4 separate regions of the Homo sapiens genome follow, and all the other regions are linked to region 2. Evidence: chromatin loops called from intact Hi-C (ENCODE). Cell type or tissue: heart right ventricle. All regions are shown on one strand. Links, peaks and the distances in the headings refer to the core of each region. The heading gives the core; the rest is flanking DNA. Region 1 has its middle 51 kb from the start of NFIC. Region 2 overlaps CACTIN (cactin, spliceosome C complex subunit). Region 3 holds the start of LOC105372244 (a long non-coding RNA gene). Region 4 overlaps TEKTIP1 (tektin bundle interacting protein 1).

Region 1 (8,108 bases), core at 1,817-6,816, 300 kb after region 2:
GCGACGGGGTTTCGCCATGTTGGCCAGGCTGGTCTTGAACTCCTGACCTCATGATTCACCTGCCTCAGCCTCTGAAAGTGCTAGGATTACAGGCATGAGCCACCGTGCCTGGTCTCTGTGTGTGTGTGTGTGTGTGTGTGTGTGTTTGTCTGTTTGTTTCTAGAGACAGGGTTTCACTCCGTTGCCCAGGCTGGAGTGCAGTGGCACAATCATGGCTCACCATGGCCTCAACCTCCTGGGTTCAGGCGATCCTCCCACCTCAGCCTCCTGAGTAGCTGGGATTACATGCATGCACCATCACGCCTGACTAATTTTCATATTTTTTTGTAGAGATGGGGTTTCGTCATGTTGCCCCGGCTGGTCTTGAACTCCTGGGCTCAAAGGATCCTCCCATCTCAGCCTTCCAAAGTGTTAGGATTAAAGTTGTGAGCGACTGCCCTGCCATGACTTGTTCTTGGAATGAATGAACAGATAAATGGATGAACTTAGCTACCTTATGATTTTCCCAGGCCAGGGGAACTTTTGTTTTTGTGGGCTCTTTCCTTCACAAAAAATAGAATTGTTTAAAATGATCTTTTATGGGCTGGGTGCAGTGGCTCATGCCTGTAATCCCAGCACTTTGGGAGACTGAGGCGGGTGGATCACCTGAGGTCAGGAGTTCAAGACCAGCCTGGCCAACATGGCGAGAACCCATCTCTACTAAAAATACAAAATTTACCCAGGCGTGGTGGCGGGCGCCCGTAATCCCAGCTACTCGGGAGGCTGAGGCAGGAGAATCGCTTGAACTTGGGAGACAGAGATTACAGTGGGCCAAGATCGTGCCACTGCACTCCAGCCTGGGTGACAGAGCGAGACTCTGTCTCAGAAAGAAACAAACAAATTTATCTTTTATGGCTGCATGGGCACACAGATGAATAGAATCCAGACGGGATGCATAACCATGTATTCATTATTATCATAGTTATACGATACATTAAAATGGAAATATTTCCATGAGCCCTAAAGGTCTCAGGAGCCCTGTGCTGTGCCTCCTGTAGCTCTGGGAGATGTTAACTCTGCCTTGGGATTTAGAGGCTAAGGTTGAACGCCCGCCCAGTATCCTCTCTCTCCATCCAGCCCCACATTTTGAATCCTTCGTGGATCCTTCATTCGCCTTGGGAGCCTGGCTGCTCTGAGTGTAAAAGCATCTTTTGAAAATCACCTGGTCCACTCTATTTAAAAGAATGGAGGCTGGGGCTGGGTGCAGTGACTCACGCCTGTAATCCCAGTACTTTGGGAGGCTGAGGTGGGCGATCATCTCAGCCCACCAGGTCAGGAGTTCGACACCAGCCTGTGGTGTGCTGGCTAACATGGTGAAACCCTGTTTCTACTAAAAATACAAAAAATTAGCCGGGCGTGATGGCGTGCACCTGTAATCCCAGCTACTTGGGAGGCTGAGGCAGGAGAATTGCTTGAACCCGGGAGGCGGAGCTTGCGGTGAGCCGAGATTGTGCCATTGCACTCCAGCTTGGATGAAAAGAGCAAAACTCCGTCTCAAAAAAAAAAAAAAAAAAAAAAAGAATGGAGGCTGGGTACAGTGACTCACGCCTGCAATACCGGCACTTTGGGAGGCCAAGGGGGCAGATCACCTGAGGCCAGGAGTTCAAGACCAGCCTGGTCAACATGGTGAAACCTCGTCTCTACTAAAAATACAAAAATTCACCAGGCATGGTGGTGCATGCCTGTAATCCCAGCTACTTGGGAGGCTGAGGCAGGAGAATCGCTTGAACCCAGGAGGCGGAGGTTGCAGTGGGCCGAGATCGCGCCACTGCATTACAGCCTGGGCAACAGAGTGATACTTCATCTCAAAAAGAAAAAAAAAAGAATGGAATTTCCACCAACAGAGGCTTGCATGCCTCCTGTGACGGATGCCTCATTACCTTTCACACACTCAGGAGAAAGCACTTACAGAGGTCAAGCTGATCCCTGCAGAGGCCAGGCTCTGCCCTCTGCCCTCTTTAGCTTCTTCTGCCCTAGGGAAGCCCCGCCTAGGGAGATTTTGAGTCCTGAATCTTGGGTCCTGCTGCTTCAGCTCTTGTGTTTGGGAACCCCCTGAATGTGTGGTTGATCCTGTGGGAGGGCGCAGGTGACCCAGCTCTGAGCCAATGCCAGAGAAATGTCAGGGAGAGCTTGGAGAGCTGAACTGAATTCCACCCCTAGGCATCTTCTTTTCTTGGGCTAAAGCCCTGAGTCTCTCAGTCTTTCCCTGAAGGCTGCCCTATCCGCTTTCCCTGTCTGGACATACTCCGGTTTGATACCTCCCCTTGACTAATGAGTGGGTCCATAACCTCCCCTATACTGGGGCTTCTACCTCTATTGATAAGACCTCAAGTTTGCACTGAAATGTTCTCCTTTTCTCAAACTGCCAGTTCTGCTTGGCTCGCTAAGGACCCAGGAGATGGAGATGAGGAAGGGCTCCCCACCTCCCCCACCTCTGACCTCTGACCTCAGGCCCTTCTCCCACTCCCAGCTCTGTTCTTCACTTGCTGGGTGACTTTGAGCAAATCACTCAGCTTCTCTGGGCCTTCAGTTTAATTGCCAAGTCCCAGCCTTTTTTCATCTGAAACCTGCTCCCTTCCCTGCACCTCCAAGTCCCCATCATCCCTCGCCTAGAAGCCGCCTCAGCCTCCCCTGGTCTCTGGCTGCCACATCAGCCCCAGCCACCCTTTCTCCCCACAGAAGCCCAAGGAAGCTTTAAAAATATAAAATAGGTCCCGTCCCTCCTCTGCCCGCAGCCCTCCATGGCTCCCACCTTCCTCGGTGTCACAGCCCAAGTCCTCCCAGAGGCCATCAGGTCTGCGTGACCTGCCCCGTCCCTTCCCTGCCCTCTCCTCCTCCCTTTCTCCCCCTCCTCACTCTGGTCCAGCCACACAGGCCTCCTCGCTGTTCCTCCAACAGGCCAGATGTGGTCCTGCCCCAGGGCCTTTCCACATGCCACGACCCATGCCTGGAACTCTATTCCCATTTCTCTTATCTGAATGAATTCTGTCATCCACCAGGTCTCAGGTCAGATGTCACCTCCTCAGGAAAGCCCTCCCAGATTGCCTGGGCTCACTCAGGCCCCCAGCGCCTTCTCACTGCTTCCTCCTACAATCGTAGTTCACTCCTACTTTGTGCACAGATATTTTTATCCTCTGTCTCCCGCTCTGGGACATTTGCCCCAAGAAGGCAGGGACTTTTTTTTTCCTGTCTGGGTCACTGCTGTGTCCCCCGTATGGAGAAATGGGGCCTGGGGTACAGCGAGTACTCAAATGTTGGTTGTATGAAGAATGAAAAGTGAAACCAATGCAGGACACTCCCCAGGGCTGTGGGAAAGGTCTCTCTGTCCTTGTAAACCCCAAGACTTTGGTGCTCAGAGACTAAGGAAATGACCCCAGAGGCTCTGACCCCACCTGAAGCAGACACACCCCAGAGACAGCAGCTATGAGAGGTCACAGCAGGTCATGAGGTGCCATGTCCCACCTCGAGGCCCAACTTTCCTTGGCGACCCACAGAGCACCTGCCATGAAACCCGAGAAGTCTAGGCCGCTCATCATTTCCCTGATGGGAGAACCTGCGGGCCAGAGAGGGTGAGCCACTGTCCCAAGGTCACACAGTAAGCCCAGGTTGAAACACACATCTGCATGATGCAGACCTGTGTTGACGGGTTTTCAAGTTCCCCATGGATCACCGGCCAGCTCCCAGACAGCTGGATGGACCGACGGACTGAGAGGCGGACAGTGTGACGGTCTCGCGCGGACCCCAAGGGCCGTGGACACTGGCCCCCAGCCAGGCTCCATAACTGTGCCCTGTCTTACACACAGAGCTGCCCCGGAATTGCTTCTTACCCCATCCGGTGGGTCCCAGTTTCAAGGGACGTGGCCTTAACCACCCCCCACCACCACCACTGGAAGCTTCCGGAAGGGTGCCCAATCTTAGGGGTGATGCCATAGTCCTCCTCTGGGCCAAAGCAGGCGACAGCCCCACCCCACCTTCCCTCGGCCCTTGGCCATCATCCAGCCAGAGCGAGGAGGGTGTCCACCCCGTTTTCTGGGACCACAGGGCACAGAGGCAGGCGAGGGCTTGGCCGGGGTCACACAGCAGCCCAGTCCCTGGGCCTCACGCTCCCCAGCCCGCTGAGACCTCCCCACCCTCAGAACATCCCATCACAGGCCCTGGGCCCAGCACAAGCATCTCCAGGACCACTGATCCTCTGCAAAACCGTCCAAGGGAACGGCCACCCTGGTGCCCTCGTGGGCCACAGAAACAGGCACTTTCGGGCCCTTAGCGGTGCCTGGGCAGCCGCGGACTCGTCTCCAGGTGGAAGATGCAAGAATTATTCTGCTCTCCATGATCTGGGCTCGGTTTCACCACCTCTGACCACCTTCCCCGACTTCACAGCTCCCCAGTGGGGGGGTCACCGCCGCCCCCCAACCACGCCTGGCTGGAGAAGCCTCCTCGGCCGGCCGCCCCCTCCTGCCCCCGGCCCCGGGCCACGGCGGGCCCCGCTCCACTCACCATCCACCACATTTTAGCCGTCGTGTCGTAGCACAGTTGCCATTTGACCGAGGTCTCTCCCGGCTTGCTGGACACGGGGGGCCCGGGCACCTCCATGCTGGGGCGGACGGCGAGGGCGGCCCCGAATCGCCTTATGGGGACCGGAGTGCGGGCTGGGCCGGCCGCCTGGGAGGCAGGTCCGGGCACCCGGCTTCCATGATGCCGTCACACAAGCAGCTTTTCTCTGGGGAGTCGGAGGAGGGTGCCGGGGACACTGGGAGCTGGAGAGCATAGACGAGAGAGTGAGAGAGAGAGAGAGAGAGAGAAAGAGAGACAGAGAGAGAGGAGAGAAGAGAGAAGAGAGAGAGGCAGGAGGGCTTGGGATGCGTTAATGTGAGACACACCAGGCCACTCTCAACTAAGTGACCACCCACAGCCCGGCGAGGCTGTCACAGGCCGTGTGTGTGTGTGTGTGTGTGTGTGTGTGTGTGTGTGTGCAGCAGCCGTTGGTGCAATCAGACGGGGCCATGGATTTGTGAATGAAGCTCAAACTCTGATTGGAAAATCCCCCCTCCCGCCCCCCGGAAGGAGCGTGGCTTCTCCCGCCTGCCCACCACCTCCATCAGGGACAGACGGATGCGCAGGACCCGGCAGCCTGGGGCGGGAGGGGGAACGCCCCCCCCCACCGACCCCCCCCCCCGCAACACCCACCCACCTCCGCTTCCCAGATGCCAGCCGGGAGGGTGCCCCTGTGAGCGTGCTCCAAGGCCTCCGTTAGCTCCGGGCAGGGCTCGGCTGTCTTCATGGGACCCTGGAGGGGTAAGTCTTTTTTTTTTTTTTTTGAGACAGAGTTTCACTCTTGTTGCCCAGGCTGGAGTGCAGTGGCGCAATCTCGGCTCACTGCAACCTCCGCCTCTCAGGTTCAAGCAATTCTCCTGCCACAGCCTCCCGGGTAGCTGGGATTACAGGCACCTGGCCACCACACCTGGCTAATTTTTGTATTTTTAGTAGAGATGGAGTTTTGCCATGTTGGCCAGGCTGGTCTCAAACTCCTGACCTCAGGTGATCTGCCCGCCTCGGCCTCCCAAAGTGCTGGGACTACAGGCGCGAGCCACTGCTCCCGGCGTGACTGTCACTATTTTATCTTCTCCTTCCTTCTCCTGGCCTCCAAGCAGAGACAAGTTGGGGGGTTTGGGTGGTAGGGGGTGGGGGGGTTCCTTTTGTTTCATAATGTAACAGTCGCTGTGCATTTATGGAGCATGAAGTGTATGCCCGGGTGAGGCGAGAAGGGGCTGGTCACTGGTGTGTATGTGGGGGCTGGATGTCCTGGCCCGCAGGTAGCAGGAGGGACTGCAGATAGACTGCAGGAAGAACTTCCCTGGGGAGGGACTGCCCCTTAGCTCTGACATGGCAATGACAGGGCCCACCCGGAACTCCTCTGGCCTCTGCTTTTCTGTGTCCTCTCCGAGTGCTCGGAGGGAAGTGGAGGCTGAGCAGCTGGCGCAGGACATGAATGGGGACCAGGCGCCTCGCTGTGTCATTGGGGCTGAGGACGGGGTGGCGTGCTGGGGAACGTGGCCACCCCAGTCTCGTCTCCTCTGCTCAGTCCCCGGCACCGTGGAGGAATCTTCCTAAAGTGCAGCTGTGGCTGGTTCCCTCCTCTCTTGGCCTCCCTTCATGGTCTCCAACATAAGAACCCGACGGCGACTGGACCCGGCTTCCCACTCATCCCCCTTCTCTCACTAATGCATGTCACCGTCCCACTTCCTGATGACACCACGTTCTTCTACAGCTCCGGGCCTTTGCTTCTGCCTGGGATGCCTTTCCTCTTTGCACCGCTGAGCAACTCCTATGCATCTGTCAAAACCCAGCCCAGACATTGCCCCAACCCTTGAGGACAGAGACAAAGGCAAACAGACACAGAGACAAATGGAGGGACAGAGATGGGGAGAAGGTTGGAGAGAGACAGAGAGAGGAAGGCGAGACACCCAGCCACGCCACGCCCACTGTCTGGACCACAGGCTCTGAGTTTCCACCCTGAAAAGCCTGGATTAGCAGCCACATTCTGCTCGATAGGAAGGTTCCCACAAGACCCAGCCTTAACCCCAAGGGATTGAGATTGTCTGCATCCAGTACAGCCTCCCCCAGCCTGGGGGGCTCCTGGAGGGCAGGGCCCGGGTCTGAACCCTCACCGGGACCCCGGCATCCCCTGGGACTCAGCTGTGCACACAGTAAGCACCTATGATGCTTGACAGGGCAGGTGTATGGGAGAGACCCTATCATTTGAATCATCGATATTAATAGCAATGGCTTGGCCGGGTGCAGTGGCTCACACCTGTAATCCCAGCACTTTGGGAGGCCGAGGCGGGTGGGTCCTTTGAGGCCAGGAGTTCGAGACCAGCCTGGCCAACATGGCAAAACCCCATCTCTACTAAAAATACAAAAATTAGCCGGACGTGGTGGTGCACGCCTGTAATCCCAGCTAGTCGGGAGGCTGAGGCAGGAGGATTGTTTGAATCCAGGAGGCAGAGGTTGCAGTGAGCCAAGATCGTGCCACTGCACTCCACCCTGGGTGACAGAGCGAGACTCTGTCTCAAAATAAAAATAAAATAAAATAGCTGGGCGTGGTAACTCAAGCCTGTAATCCCAGTACTTTGGGAGGCCAAGACAGGCGGATCACGAGGTCAAGAGACAGAGACCAACCTGGCCAATATGGTGAAACCCGTGTCTACTAATAATACAAAACTTGGCTGGGTGTGGTGGCATGCATCTGTAATCCCAGCTACTCAGGAGGCTGAGGCAGGAGAATCACTTGAACCCAGGAGGCGGAGGTTGCAGGGACCCGAGATCGCGCCATTGCACTCCAGCCTAGCGACAGAGTGAGACTCCGTCTCAAATAAATAAAATAAAATAAATAAAATAAAATAAAATAAAATAACTCCCCTGGGCCCCCAAGATCACTTTCCTGCTTTTTCTTCAAAGCACTGATGACTATTCCCTATTTCTTGCCTGTCTCCCCCAGTGGGGTGTTGATTTCAGGAGGGCCGAGAATTGTGTTGGTCTCATTCACTGCTTTGGCCTCAGTGCCTGGAACAGTGCCTGGCTCAGAGTAGGCGCTCCGTAACAGATCTGTTGAATGCAGGAATGTATGCATGAATAGAAAGTCAGGGTTTTGCAAATATTGGAGTTTCCTGCTGATTTTTGCAAAAGGCATTTTCATCCTGGCACTAAAGATGGAGGCCTGGCAAAGGACTGGCTGGTGTGTGGGGAGGGGCGAGGGGAAGGGCTGGGCGTGAGCTTTCCTGACCCTAGTGGGGCCATGCCTCGGTCATCCTGCCCAGCTGAGGCCGGCAGAGCCCGGCCCAGCGGACGCAGTTCGCCCACATGGAGGCCCCCGCCCCGTAACTATAATTTGCCTCAGTACCTTGTGGTCGTAGGAGACAATTACCCCACAGATGTGCGGTTGGAGTCAGGCATTCAGACGGCGGGTCAGAGCCCGGGCCTTGGCGGAAGGCAGATGTGGGAGGCAACCTTCAAACGGGAAGGGAGAGAGAGAGAGAGAGAGAGAGAGAGAGAGAGAGAGAGAGAGAGAT
Region 2 (8,108 bases), core at 1,440-6,439:
CCAGCTCTTGGCATCATGTACCCAGGACAGGGTTCCACAGTTCCAGGCGCTCTGTCGTCTGAGCTGGTTCTTTCGTTCTGCGCCTGCCATTTAGCCACCAGTCACACCAGTGGCATAAGACAACAGAACTTATCATCTCTTCGTTCTGGAGTCCAGAAGTCCAAAATCAAGGCGTGGGCAGGTGTGGGCAGGACCCCACTCCCTCTGGGGGCCGAGGGGAGGCCCCTCCTGCCTCTCCCAGCTCCAGTCATGGCCGGTGATTCCTGGGCCCTCCCTGGCTTGCAGCCGCAGAACCCGGCCTGTTCCTGTGTTGTGTGGCGGTCTGCCTTCCCGTCTCTGTCTCCATACGGCCTTCTGCTCTGTGTGTCTGTGTGTAAATGTTCCTCTTCCCATGAGGACACCAGGCATTGGATGAGGGCCCGCCACCTCCAGGATGACCTCATCTTACCTACGTCTGCAAGACCTCATCACTTTTTTTTTTTTTTTTTTTTTGAGATGGAGTCTCACTCTGTTGCCCAGACTAGAATGCAAAGGCGCAATCTCGGCTCACTGCAACCTCCGCTTCCTGGGTTCAAGTGATTCCCCTGCCCCAGCCTCCCAAGTAGCTGGAATTACAGGCGGGTGCCACCACACTCAGCTAATTTTTGTATTTTTAGTAGACAGAGTTTAACCATGTTGGTCAGGCTGGTCTCGAACTCCTGACCTCAAGTGATCTGCCCGCCTTGGCCTCCCAATATGCTGGGATTACAGGTGTCAGCCACCATACCTGGCCAAGACCTCATTTCACATGGGGTCATGATTACAGCTGCAGGGGTTCAGACGGGGATGTGCCTGTGGGGGACACAGCTCATCTGAAGCAGCATCCACTTGTGGAGGGGGTGGAGCAGGCAACGTGTGGGCTGGGCCGACTGCACCTGCTCGCCGGTTGCGCAGTTGGGAGCTGTGGGGTCTCCAGGTGGCTTCTGCCCGATGTCGTCTGAGAACACAACGAGCTCCTTCCGCCTCGGGGCCCTCACACTGCCGCGCCCCTGCCTGGACATGCTCTGCCCCTTCCCCGGCTGTTCTCTTCCGTCAGGCCTCAACTGACACATCCCCTCTTGAGAGACCCCTTCCTGGCCCCTTGCTCCCCAGACCCCCCAGAGTTCTTTATTGAGGCACACACTGCTGCCTGGCACTTCATCGCCACCATGTGCTGTGCACCTGCGGTGTGCTGGGCACCACCGTGAGCTCTGGGCGGGCAGCCATGGAGGAGGAAGATGTGGTCATCGTTGACGCCTGTGGAAGCGGCCCCAGGCTGGGTTGGATAGACCACAGAGTGGCCCGGGTGTCTGGGGGTGGTCCCCAGCCAGGCAGCCTGTGTCCCTGGAGGCAAGTTCTGGGCGGCAGGGGTTCCTGGAACCCCCTCATGGCGACGGGGCACCGGGAGCCTGAGGAAGGTGGTCGGGAAGTGGGGGCTCCGCGCCAGGCTCTCAGACAGCTGCTGGAAGAAGCCAGCTTTGAGGGTCTCCAGGCTGGGACAAGCCCATCAGTGGCCACCCCTGTGCCCCGCTGTGTGGGCGGGGCCCCATGACCCCACAGGTTTGCTTTCAGAGCTGCTGCTGCCCCCACTCACTGTTCCTGCCCTGTCCCACGTGCAGTGGGGGACCCTGACTTGCTGAGGGCGTGGCCTTCACGTCCGAAGCACTCAGACTCCCGGGTAAAGCGAGTCAGCAGGCCCCGAGCAAGGCTCTTCTGTTGGGGGCTGGGGTGGCCCCGAGCAAGGCCCTCCTGTTGGGAGTTGGGGCGGCCCCGAGTGAGGCCCTCCTGTTGAGAGTTGGGGTAGCCCCTTCTTACCCTTTGCATACATCTCACTCCCAGTGGGGGCTCCATGTCTGCACTGAATTGGATGCACTGGGTTTCAGGAGTGTTAAGGAGGGGGTGGAAGACGTGCAGTGCTGGCAGGTCACCTCTCTCTGCAAAACAAGGGCCCTGGTCAATCTCTTGGACGAAGGAGCTGAGGAGGGGGGCGAGGGGGCGGGTCTGTGCTCAGGGCAGGTGTGCCTGGTGCTTCCAGGCCCTGGAGAAGAAGGGGATCAGCCACCTGGAGGAGAAGGAGCTGAAGGAGCGGAACAAGAGGATCCAGGAGGACAACCGGCTGGAGCTGCAGAAGGTAGGCACCCTGCCAGCCCACTGGGCAGGGCCCTCCCTTTCCAGGGCCTGGAGGCCCGCCCCCTTTGGCAGGACTTGAGGGGCTTAAGTGGGAAGTCCTGGGGGCTGGCTTCAGGTAAGGCTGGATCCAGGGGCTCAGACCATGGCCCCAGGAAACTGTTTCCCTCCACCTCTCGGCTCTGCTGGCCTCGGGCCTTCACTCCCACATGCTCCCTTCAGGGTGGCCGAGAGGGCCCCAGCTGATCTGAGCTGCTGAGTCTCGGGCAGGAGGGCCCTCTCCCTTCCCAAGGTCTGTCCACCAGCCCAGGCATCTCCGGACCAATCCCTGTGCCCAGGGCAGCTGGGTGAAGGCTGGGCCCCCATCATCACAGCCCCTCCCCCCGCAGCCCTGCAGACCGCACGGTCCCCGCTGCCCTCAGCCTCCTGTGCCTGCAGGTGAAGCAGCTGCGGCTGGAGCGGGAGCGGGAGAAGGCCATGCGCGAGCAGGAGCTGGAGATGCTGCAGCGCGAGAAGGAGGCAGAGCACTTCAAGACATGGGAGGAGCAGGAGGACAACTTCCACCTCCAGCAGGCCAAGCTGCGGTGCGCTGGGGCCTCCCCCTCCCTCCGACCCAGACTTGGAGCCAGGGCCGGGCACTGGCTGTCACTCTGGAAGCCACTGCTCTCCCACCCTTCAGGGTCCCACACGGCACTTCCTGGGACCTTCCCTTCCTGACCCCTTCCCGGGCGGCAAGGCTTCTGTCTCCTGCCCTCCCCTGCTGGGCAGGGTGCAGAGGAGACGGGCCCAGGTGAACGGCACCCCACGCATGCTGGACGCCAGTCCTGCACTGACTGCAGTTGTCCCTCCCACACTCCACCCAGGAGGGTGGCACCCCCATCCGCCTGGTTTACAGACAAGCTGAGGCTCCGGGGTGTCCCTGCTTGCCTTGGGCCCCGTGGCGGGTGACATCAGGCTCCTCCCAGCTCGGGCCTCCCTGGTGACGGGTTCCCTTGGGTTGGACCAGGGCCCGCCTGCAACGCGTACCCCCCTGCAGGCCCAGAACAGAAACCCGGCTCTCTGCCCCGAGTGGTCTGCCTGGGGGAGGAGGTGGTTGCAAGGCAGTGACTACTCTGGTCCCCCAGCCTGCCTCTGCTTCAGCTCCTCCACTCTTCCCCATCACAGCCCACATAGAAGCCGCCATCCTGGGCACATCCCAGAGGCCCTCCAGGAAGCCCCTCCCACCTGGCCCACCTCCGGGTCCACGCTGCTTGCACTTTGTCTGCACTGCTGGCCTGCGCCCTTTGGCTGACCCGGCTCACTCTACCTTATGCCTCCTCCTCCTCCTCCTCCAGGAAGCCTTCCCTGACCACCCCCAACGGGTCAGGCCCCTCCTCGGCTCCCACTGGTGTGGTCACCCCAAGGGCAGGGTCTTTAGCATGGAGGGCACAGCCCAGGCTCTGATGCCACCTTCCCCTGCTCCCCACAGTTCCAAGATCCGCATCCGGGACGGGCGGGCCAAGCCCATCGACCTGCTGGCCAAGTACATCAGCGCTGAGGATGACGATCTGGCCGTGGAGATGCATGAGCCCTACACGTTCCTCAACGGCCTCACCGTGGCCGACATGGAGGACCTGCTGGAGGATATCCAGGTACCCAGCCCCACCCGATGCTCCTCTGACCTGCACCCTCACCCCCACCCCAGCCACACCCGTGTCCTGACCCCTGCCCCCTGCCCCCAGGTCTACATGGAGCTGGAGCAGGGCAAGAACGCCGACTTCTGGCGGGACATGACCACCATCACCGAGGACGAGATCTCCAAGCTCCGCAAGCTGGAGGCCTCGGGCAAGGGGCCAGGTAACGGCGGGCATGGGCCTGGGCTCCAGGGGAGCTGCGGGGGCTACAGTGTTCACCCAGAAGCCTCAGACTTGCTGTGGGGCCTGGTGCTCTCTGCAGGCCTCGGTTTCCCCAACTGGGGCCTCCCCTTCTGGGCCGAGCCACCAGGGGGCAGCAGCGGGCAGTAGGCCCTGGGAGGGATGAGTGGGGCGGGCCTCTGTCTGGGGTGCAGGGCCAGCAGCGTCCAGACCCAGCGTCCCGTTAACGCTGACTCGGCGGTGCCGGCCTTATGGGAGCCACGGGGCTTTCCGCTCAGGTTTCAGTGCTCTCAGTGGCTCTGCCTGTTTGACAGCAAGTCTCGCTCCACCTGGCCTGAAGGCCGTGCAGCCCAGCTTCAGGGCGCTACCTGTCCCGTGCGTCAGTTCGTGCCCCTCCAACCTGATGGGCTTTTAAAATCACGTTTCCCCCCCCTCCGTGTGGTTGCACACACATGGTCACCGGGGATGCTCTAAAGCGTCTACCCTGAGCACTGCGGACATGCGGGCTGGGCCGTTCCCTAGGGTGGGGCCGTCCTGGACACTGCTGGGTGCTGAGCAACGTCCCTGGCCTCCACCCAGGGTCAGGAGCACCCCTAGTCCTGACAACCGCAGATGTCCCCAGACGTTGCCCAGAGTCCCCTGGGGGCAGAATTGCCCTAGATGAGACCCCCCCCCCCCCCGGTCTAAAAGCCAACCACAGCAGCCCTGCCCCCTCCCCGCCAAAATCCACGCCCCAGCGGCTGCTGTAACAGTGCCTGGCTCTCATGGGCCACGCATCCCTGTCGATAGACCCGGTCCTTCCCCTGCCCTCCCTCTCAGGCCTTGGGTGCCATCATGGTGGCCGAGGATCCCAGGAGGCTGGGTCAGTGTCATTTGCAGCCCTCAGCGTGGTCTGTGGCAGGTCCTTCCTAGGAAAGAGCCTGTGGCTTTCCTCTTTTTCAGTGGAGCTTTGTGTTCCCCGGAGGTGGAGTTCACTCAGCCATCCTGTCCCTCCAGTGGTCTCCTCCGTGGGGCACATTCTCCCGTAACCTCAGAGAGGCAGGGCAGTTCTCCAGCATCAGAGGTGTGTCCGTTAAGGGTCTTGGTGTGCTCCTGCTGGTGGCAGCGGGGCTGGGCAAAGACTTCTGGGTGCAGTACATTTTCCTTCAGAAGCCGCAGACCCTACCCACCGGCTGCAGGAAGCCTGGGAGGCGTTTCCAGCGTTGCCCTAGGCCCCGCCCTCTCCTGTAAGACTGGGAGGCGTTTCCAGCGTTGCCCTGGGCCCGGCCTCTCCTATAAGCCTGGGAGGCGTTTCCAGCGTGCCCCACTGCCCTAGGCCCCGGCCTCTCCCATCCCTTCCATGGCCTTCTGCCTCCACCACGTCGCTCAGCCCTCCTTTCCCCTCACGCGTTACAGTTGGGGACCCCAGGTGGCTTTGGTGTCTTCCGAGGGAGTTTGTTTCTGATTCTCCTTTCAACATGGTTTCCAGGAGTAGGGAACCGAGGGGTCTTGACTTTGCTGTCCCCCTGGAGACCCACAGAGCCCCTGTCCTGGATCTTCTTAAATTAATTGGGGTTTTCCTTTTACTTTTCATTTTTCAGAGACAAGGTCTCGCTCTGTCGCCCAGGCGAGAGTTGAGTGGCGCGATCAAGGCTCACTGTAGCCTCGACTTCCTGGGTTCAGGTGATCCTCCCACCTCAGCCTCCCTAGAAGCTGGGACTACAGGCGCTCACCATCACACCCAGCTATTTTATTTTTTGAGAAGGAGTCTCACTCTGTCACCAGGCTGGAGTGCAGTGGTGCGATCTCTGCTCACTGTGACCTCTGCCTCCCAGATTCAAGCGATTCTCCTGCCTCAGCTGCCCAAGTAGCTGGGATTACAGACGCGCGCCATCACGCCCAGCTAATTTTTGTATTTTTAAGGAGACAGGGTTTCACCATGTTGGCCAGGATGGTCTCAATCTCTTGACCTCATGATCCTCCCACCTCAGCCTCCCAAAGTGCTGGGATTACAGAAGTGAGCCACTGTGCCCAGCCACTTCTGAAAATTTTTTGTAGAGATGGGGTCTCACTGTGTTGCCCAGGCTAGTCTTGAACTCCTGGCCTCAAGCAATCCTCCTGCCTCACCTCCAGAAGGGCTAGGATTAAAGGCATGAGTGACTGCATGCTTTTTCTTTTTAATTTTTACAAAATTAAAGTTTTTTTATTATTTCTGTAGGTTATTGGGGAACAGGTGGTGTTTGGTTACATGAATAAGTTTTTTTGTTTTTTGAGACGGTGTCTTGCTCTCTTGCCAGGCTGGAGTGCAGTGGTGTGTTCTCAGGTCACTGCAACCTCTGCCTCCTGGGTTCAAGCAATTCCCCTGCCTCAGCCTCCCAAGTAGCTGGGATTACAGGCACCTACCACCACACCTGGCTAATTTTTTGTATTTTAGTAGAGACAGGGTTTCACGATGTTGGCCAAGATGGTCTTGATCTCCTGACCTCGTGATCCACCCACCTCAGCCTCCAAAAGTGCTGGGATTACAGGCGTGAGCCATCGTGCCCGGCCGTTTACATGAATAAGTTCTTTAGTGGTGACTTGTGAGATTTTGGTGCACCTAGCTTTTTCTAGGAAGTTCTAACCCTACAGGAGGTTGTGCAGTAGAAAACGGGTGTCATCCCAGCTCAGCTTCATTAGCCTCCCACCCTGTGTAGGGCCTGGCCTTTCCCCCACGCAGCCCCAGGGCCCTTGGCCTGCACCCCCAGCCTCTAGCAGCTGCTGGGACCCCCTAAACCCCCGGGCCCCCTTGTGGGCATTCGGGAGGCATCCAGACATGCAGCAGCATGTCCAGACCCGGCTTTCTATAGACGCTGACCTGGCGGCACCTGGCCTGGCTTCCTGGGAGCCTCGCGGCTGGGCTCTTCTGCTTGGGTTTCAGTGTTCGTGGTAGCCCCGCCTGTCTGGGCACGGCCGCGCTGTGCTTGGCTGGGGCTGCCACGGATTCCAGTGCCACTTAGCGCCCAGCAAAGGGGCTGCAGCTCTGGGTGCCGATTCCAGGGTCCCAGGTGATTGGCTGGAGGGGACTCGGGTCCGTCTAGACTCTATCCAGTCCCCTGTGGTGTAGGTGTGGGCCTCTTGACCCTCTGTCCGCCAGCGGGGACTGGAGAAGGCAGGTCTCGAGCAGGGTGCCTGCACTGGTCACCCCCGCCCAGTGTGTCACCAGCAGCTATGCACCAAGCTCCCTGTGGGCCCAGCATGGCACAGGGAACAGCAGCAGCCAGCCCCATTGCCCGCCTCGGGAAGCTGCCATCGCTGGATGGTCAGGGAGGGCTTCCTGGCGGAAGGGATGTTCTCACTGAGCATGGAGGATGCGAGGAATTCAGGAAGCGAATGGGACAGAGAAGGATGGGTAGCTGGCAGGAAGCACAGTGCGTGCAAAGGCCCAGAGGTGGCAGGGGTTCGGCATGGGCAGCAAGGGGCAGGGTTGCGAGGTGAGGCCAGACCCAGCGGGGTGGGTGGAAGTGGCCTGAGAGCAGCACTGAGGCCGCCGGGATGCCACGTGGTGTGGGGCAGAGCACGCGGAGTCAGGCTAGGCTCCAGCCTCCCAGCACCCCACTCCCGCCCTCAGCAGCCTCCCCGTCTATCGAGGAGGGACTTGAGCCTCGGGCCCCTGGGCCAGTGGTAGATGCCAGACAGACTCCATGTAGGATGGGGGGCGGCGGTGGGGAGCTGTTTGTCCTGGGGCGGGCCCAGGACTTCCCCAGGGGCCAGCAGGGTGGCCTTCTTTGCTAGGCTTCACAGAGGGAAACTAAGGCCCAGAAAGGGCAGGCCACTTGCCCACAGTCACACAGCCCAGGCTGGCAGAGAAGATCTGAATTCCAGAGAGCCTGGCTACCGAGCACACCCCCCAACCCCCTCATGGACTGCCCAAGGCCAGGGCAGAGTTGGGCCAGGTTGGTGGGCCGGGCCCACAACTAGGGTTCCCAGACCCACATATCAGACTCACCTGGGGAGGGGCATTCTCAGGGCCAGTCCTGGCCTCCCCCACGCTGGGGGCCTGGGCCTCCAGGTCAAGGCCTCAGCAACTGCATCTTAACGTGGCTCCCAACCTCCGCCCACCCCCTCCCCTCCGCTGTGGCCAGGGTGGGG
Region 3 (8,108 bases), core at 1,932-6,931, 310 kb after region 2:
GGGAAGAAGGAAAGAGGGAGAGGGAGAAAGGGAGAGAGGGAGGAAGAGAGAGAGAGGGATAGAGAGAAGAGACAGAAAGGGAGAGAGAGGGAGGAAGAGAAAGAAACAGAGAGACATCACGGAAAAAGACAGAGATGAGAGGCAGAGAAACAGACATGAACAGAGAGGCAGGGAAAGACAGAGACACACAAAGACATGCAGAAAGAGTGAAAGAGAGAGATAGAGGGGAGAGAGACAGAGACAAAGATACAGAGACAAGGAGAGACAGCAAGATTTAGAGGGAAACAGTGATAGAGAAAGACAGAGATACAGAGATAATGAGACAGAGAGGGAGAGAGTTAGGGAGAGAGAGAGACAGTGAGAAAGACAGATGGGAAAGACAAGCCACCCAGCCGTGCACAGTCAACGGGGTGGGCTGTGGACCGTCCACTGTGTAGCACAGCCTATGCCCCCACCAGAGACACCCGATTGACCAGCCACATTTTCCACTCTGAGAACTGAGGCCCAAGAGGGTCAGCCCAGTGATCAAAACTGCAGCAGCTGCTGCGCTGGGCCAGCACCTGGATCTTCGTGAGGATCCTCCATCTGCACCACACCCCCAACCCCGGTTCCTGTCCCCCCGTACCAAGGACAGAAGGCCCAGGTCTACACGTCTTTTTTTGTTTTTTAGATGGAGTTTCACTCTTGATGCCTAGGCTGGAGTGCAATGGTGCGATCTCAGCTCACCGCACCCTCCACCTCCCAGGTTCAAACAATTCTCCTGCCTCAGCCTCCCAAGTAGCTGGGATTACAGGCACCTGCTGCCACGCCCGGCTAATTTTGTATTTTCAGTAGAGATGGGGTTTCGCCATGTTGGCCAGGCTGGTCTCAAACTCCTGACCTCAGGTGATCCACTTGCCTCGGCCTCCCAGAGTGCTGGGATTACAGGTGTGAGCCACCACACCCGGCCTGGTCTACAAGTCTTTACCCACTCCATGCCTCAGTTTCCCTAGCTGAAAAACCAACAAGCCAGATTAGGGCAGCCTCTCAATGCTGTCACTCACAGACCACCCTTCTCGTTTTATCTGTGTCCAAGTATTAGTGAAGATTTTTCTTTGGATCAAACTGTTTGTTTTAAAAGACTTAGATATATTTAAAGAGAAAAGAATAACGCCTCCCCCGCACTACAGTCTGCCGTGAATTGAGGGCAGGTCCAAAGATAAATGCAACAAAAACCTCCTCAACCTTATCATAGTCTAACCAAACATCAAGCCTGAAGCCTGCTCTGTTTGTAAAAAAAGAAAAGCAAGAATTAGAGAGGTGTTAAAGACAGGTTAAGAGCATCCAAGAGCTGCAGGTGAAGAGCAAGTGATCTAACACAGGTGTAATTGGAATCCCACAGGAGAAGGAAGACTAGGGCAGCTGATTGTTTTCAGAGAATAGCCAATAATTTTCACAGATCCATGAGGCTCAGAAAACACCAAACAGAATAAATATCCTCTAAGAGACATACCCAGACATATATTCAAAATGCAGAAAATTGGCTGGGCGTGGTGGCTCACGCCTGTAATCCCAGCACTTTGGGAGGCTGAGGCAGGCAGATCACGAGGTTAGGAGATCGAGACCATCCTGGCTAACACAGGGAAGGTCTTGCCAGCCTTATAGGTCACAGGGAGGCTTTGACCCAGAGGAAGGTGGGAGCCTTGGAGTGCTGTAGGCAGAGGAGGGACAGGCCCTAACTCGGGTGCTCACAGCCCCCCTCTGGTGGCTGCTGCAGGGAGGACAGACTGTGTGGCAGAGGGTGGAGCCTAGGACCAAGGCAGAGGCAACTGCGCCAGGTCCAGGTGGGCAACGATGGGGCTGGACCCAGGCAGAGGAACAGGAAGAAGTGAGCGTTTGAGGATGGAATAGTGAGGGCAGGGGCGACAGGACCTGCTGATAGATTGGAGTTGAGCAAGAAACAAAAGATCCAGGATAGCGTTGATATTCGGCTCCAGCACCCGGAAGAATGGAACTGCCGGGCCGGGCGCGGTGGCTCACGCCTATAATCCCAGCACTTTGGGCGGCCGAGGCAGGCGGATCACGAGGTCAGGAGATCGAGACCATCCTGGCTAACACGGTGAAACCCCGTCTCTACTAAAAATACAAAAAATTAGCCAGGCGTGGTGGCAGGCACCTGTAGTCCCAGCTACTCGGGAGGCTGAGGCAGGAGAATGGTGTGAACCCGGGAGGCGGAGCTTGCAGTGAGCCGAGATCGCGCCACTGCACTCTAGCCTGGGCGACAGAGCGAGACTCCGTCTCAAAAAAAAAAAAAAAAAGAATGGAACTGCCATCAGCTGAGATGCAGACGACGAGGGAGGAGCAGGATTGGGGACCAAGGACAGAGTGTTGTCCTGACTAGCAACCCCTTAGCTGTCAGAGATTAGGGCTGAGTTCATTTGAGGCTTTGATGGAGGACAGACAGGCAGAGAAAGCTCAGACCCTTGTCCCCAGTCATCCTGCATGGGAGCCCCTGCGACCAGAGCCGGGAGCTGTCCGCGACCCCCGGTGCTGAAGCTCCCATTCTAAGCAGGAACTCCGGAGCCCCCGCTGGAGTAAAGTGTCTGACATGTAGTGAACGCTCAAAACGTATCCCTGAATTTCACCCAAGGTGGCAAAGCGATTTCAGCGTCATCGTACTGCGCTGGTTTCTATGTCCCGCACGCCCCAACCTGTACTTTACGGATATGCAAACTGAGACCATGAGAGGTTGCTGCACCTTTAAAAATCACGCAATGCATCACTTTATTATTATTATTATTTTTTTTGAGACGGAGTCTGGCTCTGTGGCCCAGGCTGGAGTGCAGTGGCACGATCTCCACTCACTGCCACCTCCGCCTTCTGGATTCAAGCGATCCTCCTGCCTCAGCCTCCTGAGTAGTTGGGATTACAGGCACTCGCCACCACACCCGGCTAATTTTTGTATTTTTAGTAGAGACGGGGTTTCACCATATTGGCCAGGCTGATCTTGAACTCCTGACCTCGGGTGATCTGCCCTCCGCGGCTTCCCAAAGTGCTGGGATTACAGGCATGAGCCACGGCGCCCGGCTACGTAATGCATCACTCTTGACGTCACAATCAGCTAGGCTCTGAAGACAAATCCGAGTTCAGGCTGTGGATTGGCTGATCCCTCATGAATATGTAGATTACTCTCACCCTTCACCTCGCTCTGGTAGGTTCAGAAAAGTGAGGGGGTGGAGAGGAGGCGGGGCTGGGGGCGGGGCTGGAAACTGTTCCTGTGAGGGTTGGGGCAAGTAGTGGGGCGGGGCCAGGGACTATGGACGTGGTCAGAATTTTTGTACATTTCGTTCCCTGCCTTCTCCCCAGTACCTTTCTACAACAGCTCCTAGTACCCAGTAGGTGCTTCATAAATGTTTATTGACTCTGGATTCCAGTAGGAGTGATGCCTGAGAGTTCACTTTTCTGACCGGGGAGAAGGTCCTATTTTGCCTATAATGTGATAGTATCATTGGTATCATTCATCTTGATCTGCCCAGTTCTGGATGTTTGCATAATAACCTGAGCCCAGGCCGGGCGTGGTGGCTCACGCCTGTAATCCCAGCACTTTGGGAGGCCGAGGCGGTTGGATCAGGAAGGCCGAGGCGGGCGGATCAAGAGGTCAGGGATTCGAGACCAGCCTGACCAATATGGTGAAACCCTGTCTCTATTAAAAATACAAAAATTAGCCGGGTGTGGTGGCGCGCACCTGTAATCCCAGCTACTCGGGAGGCTGAGGCAGCAGAATCTCTTGAACCTGGGAGGCGGAGGTTGCAGTGAACTGAGATCGCGCCACTGCACTCCAGCCTGGGTGACAGAGTGAGACTCCGTCTCAAACAACCAACCAAAAATTATGTGTATACACACACACACACACATACACACGTATATATACATATATACACACATATACATTATATGTATATACACACATATGTATGTGTATATATATATATACACACACACACACACACACACATATATATATATATATCTCATGAGCCCCGTCTTACAGATGAGGAAACTGAAGCTTGGAGAGAGAATGCAAGGCTTAAGGGCATGCATGTCTTAAGTCAATCAGCAAATATTGAGGACCCAGAGGTGAGGAACTCCAGCTCCCTTGGTCGGGACTCAGCTCCTATTTGGCCCTCAGTTTTACCCCCACACATCCTGCTTCAGTCCTCTGTGTGGTTTCGAGGCCACAGTTGAGGGGCTCTCTGTTTTCTAACTCGGACCTAGGTAATTCCTACTTTTTTTTTTTTTTTTTTTTTTTTTTTTTAGACGGCGTTTCACTCTTGTCGCCCAGGCTGGAGTGCAGTGGCGCAATCTCGGCTCACCGCAACCTCCGCCTCCCAGGTTCAAGCGATTCTCCGGCCTCAGCCTCCTTAGTAGCTGGGATTACAGGCATGCACCACCACACCCGACTAATTTTGTATTTTCAGTAGAGACGGGGTTTCTCCATGTTGGTCTGGCTAGTCTCGAACTCCCGTCCTCAGGTGATCCACTCACCTCGGCCTCCCGAAGTGCTGGGATTACAGGCGTGAGCCACCGCGCCCGGCCAGTAATTCCTACTTCTACCCCCACCTTTGCTAACGCCATGCCCTGGGCCTAGCAGGTCACGGGTGTCTCCATCCCAACCCAGCATCTCCGACCTCCAGGGTGGGAACAGAGTGTTCCAGGCTAGGGAAACCGCACGTGCAAAGGCCTGGCAGCCAAACCACATTCAGTTACTGGAGAGAAAAGGGGAGGAGGAGCGGGGCCGACCTTGCAGGCTAGAAAGTTTGCACGGGGCAACTTTTGCGTCCCAGGAGAGAAGCCAGGGAGTCCCCTCACAGTCTCCCTCCGAGCTCAATAAATCTTGCACATTTCAAGCCAAGGCACAGAGCCTGAAAGAAGGCATGGGTTTTTGCTGCCCCCTGCTGGTCGCTGGAGCGAAAGCATCCGGAAAGTAATTTTAAAAAAAAGTCTCATTCTGTCGCCCAAGCTGGAGTGCAGTGGCGGGAACTCGGCTCACTGCAACCGCCGCCTCCCGGGTTCAAGCGATTCTCCTGCCTCAGCCTCTCGAGTAGCTGAGATTACAGGTGCGCACCACCACACCCGGCTAATTTTTGCATTTTTAGTAGAGTTGGAGGGGGGGGTTGCCATTTTGTCCAGGCTGGTCTCGAACTCCTGATCTCAAGTGATCCGCCCGCTTTGGCCTCCCAAAGTGCTGGGATTACAGGCGTGAGCCACCGCACCCAGCCGGAAAGTGAATTTTTAAGGGCTGATTTATTTTAAAGCTTCTGCAGTGCTTTCTCCGGGCCAGGAAGGACTTTATACATATTAACGCTTTGTGAGCTGGATTGGCCTCGTTTTCCAGAGAGAGAGAGAAAAACTGGTCCCCAGAGGATTCAGCTGCTGGCTCAAGGACACACAGCCATTCAATGTTATAAACCGGTTTCAAACCTGGGACAGTCTGGTTCTAAACTCAACCATTGTGTTTTTAGTGCATTTATTAATGGTAAGCAGGTATCATGTGCTAGGCAACAGGGAACAGAAAAACAAAATTCAGCCAGGTGTAAGGGCTCATGCCTGTAATCCCAGCACTTTGGGAGGCCAAGGCAGGAGGATCGCTTGAGCCCAGGAGTTTGAGACCAGCCTGGGCAACATAACTAGTCCCCGTCTCTACAAAAAATACTGAAAAAAATTAGCCAGGTGTGATGGTATGCATCTGTAGTCCCAGGTACTTGGGAGGCTGAAGCAGGAAGATTGCTTGAGCCCCGGAGTTGGAGACTTCAGTGAGCTATGATTGTGCCACTGCATTCCAGCCTGAGTGACAGAGGGAGACCCTGTCTCAACATAAAAACAGGCTGGGCGTGGCGGCTCAAGCCTGTAATTCCAGCATTTGGGAGGCTGAGGCGGGTGGATCAGCTGAGGTCAGGGGTTCGAGACCAATCTGGCCAACATGGGGAAACTCCATCTCTACTAAAAATACACACACACACACACACACACACACACACACACACATACACACACAAAAATTAGCTGGGCATGGTGACCCATGCCTGTATTTTCAGCTACTCGGGAGGCTTAGGCAGCAGAATTGCTTGAACCCAACAGGTGGAGGTGGCAGTGAACTGATACCGCACCACTGCACTCCAGCCTGGGTGACAGAGTGAGACTCTCTTTCAAAATAAGTAAATAATTAAAAAAAAAAAACCCCATAACATTAAAACAAAGCCAAACACACTTACTGTGCACTCATACCATCCTGTCATGAAACCCGCCAGGTTATGTTGGGTAGACAGACATCAAACAAGCCAGCGCATACATAAGCAGGGGGTTATAACTGTGATCCCTGCAGTGAATGAGAAGGGAGGGGAACCGAGGCAGGAGTTAACGGGTCGCAGTTTCAAATCCTGGCTCCACCACATACCAACTGTGTGGCCTTGGGTTTTCCTCTCCACAAACCTGCCCCTCCGTTTTCTCATCGGCAAAGTGAGAATTATAATAGAAACCTACGTTGTTGGTTGGTTGTGGTGAGGACAAAAAGAGTTGATCACAAGCTGCACATAGCAGGTGCTCAATAGACGTAAGGCTTTACTGTGTGGCTGTAGCATGCTCTGGGGAAAAGGAAGCTACCAGAGTTGTGAAGAGTAAATGTTTGCAGTGGGCACAGTGGCTCACGCCTGTAATCCCAGCACTTTGGGAGGCCCAGCGGGGAGGCTTGCTTGAGCCCAGGAGTTCGAGACCAGCCTGGGCAATAGAGTGAGACCCCGCCACTCCAAAAAGTAAAATAATAAACTGGGCATGGTGACGCACACATTTGTAGACCCAGCTACTCAGAGGGATCTCTTGAGCCCAGGATTTCAAGACTGGACTGAGCTAGGATGGTGCCACTGCACTTCAGCCTGGGCAACAGAGCGAGACCCTGTCTCAAAACAAACAAACAAAAAGTCAGTGCAGTCTCTCTCTCTCTGTCTCTCTCTTTTGGATCACACTCCAGGAAAAACCAGCCACCATGTTGTAAGGATGCTCAAGTAGCACTATGGAGATTCACACGTGGCAAAGAGCTGAGGCCTCCCACCAACAGCCACATGAGGGAGCCAGAGTAGGAGTGGCTCCTCCAGCCCCAGTCGAACCTTCAGATGTGACAGACTTGGCTGCTGACAGTTTGCAATCTCATGAGACCCTGAGCCAGAACCACCCAGCTAAATCAGTCCTGGACTCCTGATCAACAGAAATGGTGTAGGTCAGATAATAATGTATGTTTTAAGCTGACAGACTGGGGGATGGGTAAATTGTTATGCAGCAACACCTAACTAATGCACCCTGCATGTCACTTAGCCTATGCCTCAGATGAGCACTTATAGCATAGCTAGTGTTCCTCTGTCCTAAGCACATCCTTGCTCATTCTTAAGGAGACACTCAGTGGCGGAATTGGTGTATTTTATTTTTATTTTTTAATATTTATTTATTTATTTGAGATGGAGTCTTGCTCTGTTGTCCAGGCTGGAGTGCAATGGCACAATCTTGGCTCAATGCAAACTCCACCTCACAGGTGCAAGAGATTCTCCTGCCTCAGCCTCCCAAGTAGCTGGGATTACAGGTGCCCACCACCATGCCTGGCTTACTTATTTATTTATTTTTTGAGATGGAGTCTTGCTGTGTCACCCAGGCTGAAGTGCAGTGGCATGATCTCAGCTCACTGCAAGCTCCGCCTCCCAGGTTCACGCCATTCTCCTGCCTCAGCCTCCCGAGTAGCTGGGACTACAGTCACCTGCCACCACGCCCGGCCAATTTTTGTATTTTTGGTAGAGACAGGGTTTCACCGTGTTAGCCAGGATGGTCGCGATCTCCTGACCTCATGATCCACCCGTGTCAGCCTCCCAAAGTGCTGGGATTACAGGTGTGAGCCACCGTGCCCAGCTAATTTTTATATTTTTAATAGAGATGGGGTTTCACCATGTTTGGCCAGACTGGTCTCGAACCTCCTGACCTCAAGTGATCTGCCTGCCTTGGCCTCCCAAAGTGCTGGGATTACAGGCGTGAGCCACTGTGCCCAGAATTGGTGTATTTTTAAGGGTGCACATTCTAAATGTTTAACAACA
Region 4 (5,000 bases), core at 1-5,000, 74 kb after region 2:
CTCCGAGTTCCCGCCTTGTAGAAGCCCCAGATCTAGGCCGGGCACGGTGGCTCACGCCTGTAATCCCAGCACTTTGGGAGGCCGAGGCGGGCGGATCACGAGGTCAGGAGATCGAGACCATCCTGGCTAACACGGTGAAACCCCGTCTCTACTAAAGATACAAAAACAAAATTAGCCGGGCGTTGGTGGCGGGTGCCTGTAGTCCCAGCTATTCGGGAGGCTGAGGCAGGAGAATGGCGTGAACCCGGGAGGCGGAGCTTGCAGTGAGATGAGATCACACCACTGCACTCCAGCCTGGGCGACACAGCGAGACTCTTGTCTCCAGAAAAAAAAAGCCCCAGATCTGGGAACAAGGAATTCTAGGATCCTGGCTTCTCTGTGTCTCGAGTTTATACACTCGCAGCCATGGAGCTCTGGCGCTTTCTGTCCACCCTGTGCAGCTACTGAGGGCTTGAAATGTGGCCGTGGGGACTGAGCCGAGTCCGTCGTTTGCTTTCGTTGTAACTGACCTGCGCTCAGGCAGAATAGCCACACGTCTCCAGCCGCTACGGCGTGGACAGAGAGCACAGCTCTGGCATGGAGGATCTGCAGAGCCTCGGTGTTGTGTCCAGGGCCAGAGCCAGGGCTCCTTAGGGACCATCCAGCTCATGCCTTGTTTGCTGGGGTTGGGGGTAGGGGTGGCGGATTGAAGCGCCAGGCTTGGGGGCACCCAGTGGTGTGGGCCTGACCCCGGGGCTGTCCCTGCAGATGACCTACTTCTCAGGCCTCCTGGTGATCCTGGCCTTTGCCGCCTGGGTGGCGCTGGCGGAGGGACTGGGTGTGGCCGTGTACGCAGCGGCTGTGCTGCTGGGTGCTGGCTGTGCCACCATCCTCGTCACCTCGCTGGCCATGACGGCCGACCTCATCGGTCCCCACACGGTAGGGCTGGTAGCCAGGCTGGGGTGGGGGAGGCCGGGTCCTAGATCTCGGGGTGCACGCTGACCACCTCGCCTGTGTCTCCACAGAACAGCGGAGCGTTCGTGTACGGCTCCATGAGCTTCTTGGATAAGGTGGCCAATGGGCTGGCAGTCATGGCCATCCAGAGCCTGCACCCTTGCCCGTGAGTGCCGCTGTTCGTTCATTCATTCTTTTGTTCAGTAAGAGGGGATTAAGCGCCTGCTGTGTGTCCAGCAGTGTTCTGGGTCTGGGCATCCAGCTGTGGACCAAAGACACCTGCCCCAATGGGAGTCATAGGCAGGGGAGACCTTTCCTTTCTTCCACTGAGCACTTCGTTTATTCACTCAACAAACGTTGGGTCCATGTGTGCAGTGCTGAAGACACCGTACAGAAATATATCGGGGGTGGGCCCAGCTGGAAGGGAGCCCCGAGTCCGTGTAACCCAGACCCACAGAACTCAGGGTTCAGACATGGATGGTTCTAGACCACAGCATCACAGCATTCACGCCTGTAGAGGCCCAGGGCCTGGAAACCACAGCCGGTCTGGGCCTGGGGCAGAGCCAGCCGTGTTAATAGTCACAGAGGTGAACATGTGGTTGGTACCGGCGTGGGTGGTGTGTAAAGGTGAACGCTCAGAGAAACCTGGACAGCCAGGGCAGGAAGCCAGGGAGGGCTTCTTGGAGGAGGTGACGTGGCCCTGACACCTGCAGGATGTCAGAGCATTCCAGGCCAATGGGGAGGGACAAGTAGTGCCAAAGCCCTGGGGCAGGACCACACCTGGCATGTTGTGTTGGAAGAACAGGGAGGAGGCCTGTGTGGCTGGAGTAGAGGGAGGAGGGGAGGGCAGGTCGTGCAGGGCCTGGTGGGCCATGGGGAGGACTTAGGGGATTTGACCCTGAGGACAGTGGGACTCACAGAGAGCTGTGGGCAGAAGAGGGACAGGCCCTGACCCAGGCGCTCACAGACGCCCTCTGGTGGTTGCTGCCGGGAGGACAGCTGCTGGGGGAGAAGTTGCAGCCTGGGACCGGGGCGGGTGCAGGCGGGCCATGCTGGGGCTGGACCATGAGGAGACAGGGAAGGGGAGACATGGTGGATTTGGCATGGATGCTGGAAGCAGGGCCCACAGGACTGGCCGAGCTGTTGGGTGTGGGACAGGAGGGAGGGAGTGGCAGGGCCCCCAGCTCCTGGATTGGACAGGACGGAGCCGCTGTCGGGGGTGAGGGGAGGCACAGGTTCAGCTTGGGTGGCGGGGGGGTGGTACCCGCGGTGCCTACTCATCCCCCGCCTCCTCCCACAGCTCAGAGCTCTGCTGCAGGGCCTGCGTGAGCTTTTACCACTGGGCGATGGTGGCTGTGACGGGCGGCGTGGGCGTGGCCGCTGCCCTGTGTCTCTGTAGCCTCCTGCTGTGGCCGACCCGCCTGCGACGCTGTGAGTCCTGGCCCACCCCTCCCTCCCCAGACACTGACCCACACTCTCTAATGCCATTTCCACCCCTCCCTTGCAGGGGACCGTGATGCCCGGCCCTGACTCCTGACAGCCTCCTGCACCTGTGCAAGGGAACTGTGGGGACGCACGAGGATGCCCCCCAGGGCCTTGGGGAAAAGCCCCCACTGCCCCTCACTCTTCTCTGGACCCCCACCCTCCATCCTCACCCAGCTCCCGGGGGTGGGGTCGGGTGAGGGCAGCAGGGATGCCCGCCAGGGACTTGCAAGGACCCCCTGGGTTTTGAGGGTGTCCCATTCTCAACTCTAATCCATCCCAGCCCTCTGGAGGATTTGGGGTGCCCCTCTCGGCAGGGAACAGGAAGTAGGAATCCCAGAAGGGTCTGGGGGAACCCTAACCCTGAGCTCAGTCCAGTTCACCCCTCACCTCCAGCCTGGGGGTCTCCAGACACTGCCAGGGCCCCCTCAGGACGGCTGGAGCCTGGAGGAGACAGCCACGGGGTGGTGGGCTGGGCCTGGACCCCACCGTGGTGGGCAGCAGGGCTGCCCGGCAGGCTTGGTGGACTCTGCTGGCAGCAAATAAAGAGATGACGGCAGCCTGGCTCCTGTCTGCCTGCGGGGGGGCTCTGGGCAGGGGTAGCCTGGGCATCTCAGCCCTGCCCTGGTTGTGGGCGGCCAGCGAGCCCAGTGTCTGCCTCTGTCCCGAGCCTCTGGTCCCCTGGGACTAGGTTAGTGCCCCCTCATCTGGGTGCAGAGACAGTGGGTGCATCCTGGTAGCATGCCTTTATCGGGGAGTGGGTGTGAGGGAAGGCGGGGACCGCTGGCAGGTGGAGGGGCAGTATGGTTCCAGGACCCACTCCCGGTAGTTCTGGGTGGTGCCGGGCGGGCGCTGGGGTGCCGACAGGGAGGGCACGTAGTCTGATGCCCTCCACAGTGGCTCCACCCCGTACCGGTTCCTGTTGAGCACTGTAGGTGGGACTCGGGTCACCATGTGCCCCCACCTCCTCGCCGTTGGCCAGCAAGGGGCTCCTGGATCGCCCCGGGCAGTTTCACCCTGGCCTAGGTGGCCTTGTCCCCCTGGCCTCCCAAGGACCCACCCTGCACCTAGCCTCACCGTATTCCTTGCCCCGGATTGGCCTGTCTTTCCACAGCGCGCTCCCCCACCGGGTGCTGGGGGCCTGGTACTGGGCAGGGACGATGGGGTCATGCCAGGCGGTCTCCCGCAGGTGCTGGGTGTAGGCTGCGGTGGGGCGGGGGCTGGCGGTCATTCCTGTCCCCCTCTGGCAGGCCCGCTGCCCAGGGCGGGGGGGGGGGCACTCACCCGATGGCATGCTGCACTCACGGTGTTGGTAGCAGCTGTGCCAGCGGTTGTAGGCCTCGCGGAAGGGGCTGGCCGGGGCCCGTGGCAGGTTGTACCAGGCTTCCCAGGCGTCCGAGTTGGTCAGGCCTGTGTACCACAGCTGGCCGGCTGCGTCCCGTCCCATGGGCGTGTACTTCCAGCGTGTGGCCTGCCTGATGGCTGGTGGCCAGCGGGAACCCTCCAGGGACAGGTAGTCATCGCTGAGGGTGGGCAGGGGGCAGAGACTGAGCCCATGTCTACAGCGAGTGCTTTGACCCCTTTGCGATGTCTGCCAGGGTGGATGATGTAGAGGCCTGGCCCACGGCGTGGGGTCTCCCTCCCTCGCCACTTGGAGTCTGTCCTTCAGCCCTGTACCCCTCACCCCAGAGTGGGTGCTTGAGGAGAGAGGCTGACTCCCCCTCTCCCCACACATCGCACCCCAAGCACCCAAGTCAGCACTAAACCTTTCTGTTCTCAGCTTTTCTTGCCTGGAGAAGAGGGAGGGGAGAGGACAAGGGCCCTGGCTACTCCTGGATTCCTACAGTCCTTGTCCAGCCTCCAAGACCCACAAGTCCCTTCCTCTGGGAAGCCCCCCTGGCCTGGAGGTGCACCAGGAAGAAGTGGTCTGGGGCTGGCACTAAGCCATGGCCCAGGGAAGACTGGGGGACCCACTAGGCCAGGTGTGTGGCTCACGCTTGTAAACCCAGCACTTTGGGAGGCTGAGGCAGGTGGATCACTTGAGGTCAGGAGTTCGAGACCAGCCTGGCCAGCATGGTAAAACCCCATCTCTACTAAAAATACGAAAATTAAGCCAGGCATGGTGTGGGGGCGGGGGGCACCTGTAATCCCAGCTACTCAGGAGGCTGAGGCAGGAGAATCGCTTGAACCCAGGAAGTGGAGTTTGCAGTAAGCTGAGATCGTGCCCTTGCACTCCAGCCTGGGCAACAGAGTGAGACTCTGTCTCAAAAACAAAAAGACAAGAGACTCAAAGATGTTTTATGCTTTGACCTTGCTCTTGGGAATATGTCCCAAGGAAGTCATCCCAGAAAACAAGGTTGCTGGCCCCAAGACAGTCTAGCAGGGTTCAAAACAATCTCATCTGCCCTGCACGGAAAGCCCGGTTCCAGCTCTCATGGCAGGAACTCTGCTTAAATCCTGACTAGACTCCCAGGTGCCCACAGAACATGGGAGTAGCCTGGTCAGTTACAGAGCCTGTTTGAGGGACCCCACATAGACTCGGCTTTTCCACTAGAAAGGCAATTTCAAGATCAGGAGAACCTCAC

What was found. A loop is a pair of places that touch in the nucleus more often than their neighbours do. Peaks named below come from ENCODE experiments on the same cell type or tissue, not always from the same donor. Only the 100,000 strongest peaks of a DNase experiment are listed, where the experiment ranks them.
Region 1: it touches region 2 in a loop (3-fold over the local background); 24 of 110 quality-filtered maps call a loop at or near these places.
Region 3: it touches region 2 in a loop (6-fold over the local background); 20 of 110 quality-filtered maps call a loop at or near these places.
Region 4: a loop joins it to region 2, with 10 times the contacts of the local background. A loop is called at or near these places in 86 of 110 quality-filtered maps.

What each region holds. Positions count from the first base shown.
Region 1 is chr19:3,311,285-3,319,392 of GRCh38, reverse strand. No RefSeq gene overlaps it. Among named protein-coding and RNA genes, the nearest start is that of NFIC, 51 kb to the left of the region's middle. In heart right ventricle, for the core only: no CTCF peak of the experiment used is centred there; no DNase peak of the experiment used is centred there; H3K27me3 peaks cover 4,334 bases.
Region 2 is chr19:3,614,748-3,622,855 of GRCh38, reverse strand. CACTIN (cactin, spliceosome C complex subunit) reads left to right here. Exons shown (of 10, transcript NM_001080543.2): 3 at 2,054-2,149; 4 at 2,584-2,729; 5 at 3,614-3,776; 6 at 3,867-3,981. Among named protein-coding and RNA genes, the nearest start is that of CACTIN, 8.0 kb to the left of the region's middle. RefSeq lists an enhancer at 3,939-4,811. In heart right ventricle, for the core only: CTCF peaks have their summits at 3,919 and 4,121 (motif pointing right); a DNase peak (open chromatin) is centred at 4,174; H3K4me3 peaks cover 1,533 bases; H3K27ac peaks cover 1,679 bases.
Region 3 is chr19:3,301,931-3,310,038 of GRCh38, reverse strand. It overlaps LOC105372244 (a long non-coding RNA gene), which reads left to right and starts at 3,137. Exons shown (of 3, transcript NR_187753.1): 1 at 3,137-3,190; 2 at 7,004-7,243. In heart right ventricle, for the core only: CTCF peaks have their summits at 4,721 and 4,932 (motif pointing left); a DNase peak (open chromatin) is centred at 4,938; H3K27me3 peaks cover 1,873 bases.
Region 4 is chr19:3,542,173-3,547,172 of GRCh38, reverse strand. It overlaps TEKTIP1 (tektin bundle interacting protein 1), which reads right to left. Exons shown (of 4, transcript NM_001135580.2): 2 at 3,700-3,938; 3 at 3,493-3,618; 4 at 3,143-3,344. The coding sequence ends at 3,163. It overlaps MFSD12 (major facilitator superfamily domain containing 12), which reads left to right. Exons shown (of 10, transcript NM_174983.5): 7 at 748-918; 8 at 1,005-1,099; 9 at 2,234-2,364; 10 at 2,441-2,974. The coding sequence ends at 2,463. Among named protein-coding and RNA genes, the nearest start is that of TEKTIP1, 5.5 kb to the right of the region's middle. RefSeq lists a cis regulatory region at 4,188 and an enhancer at 4,116-4,260. In heart right ventricle, for the core only: CTCF peaks have their summits at 1,705 and 1,917 (motif pointing left); a DNase peak (open chromatin) is centred at 1,912; H3K27ac peaks cover 742 bases.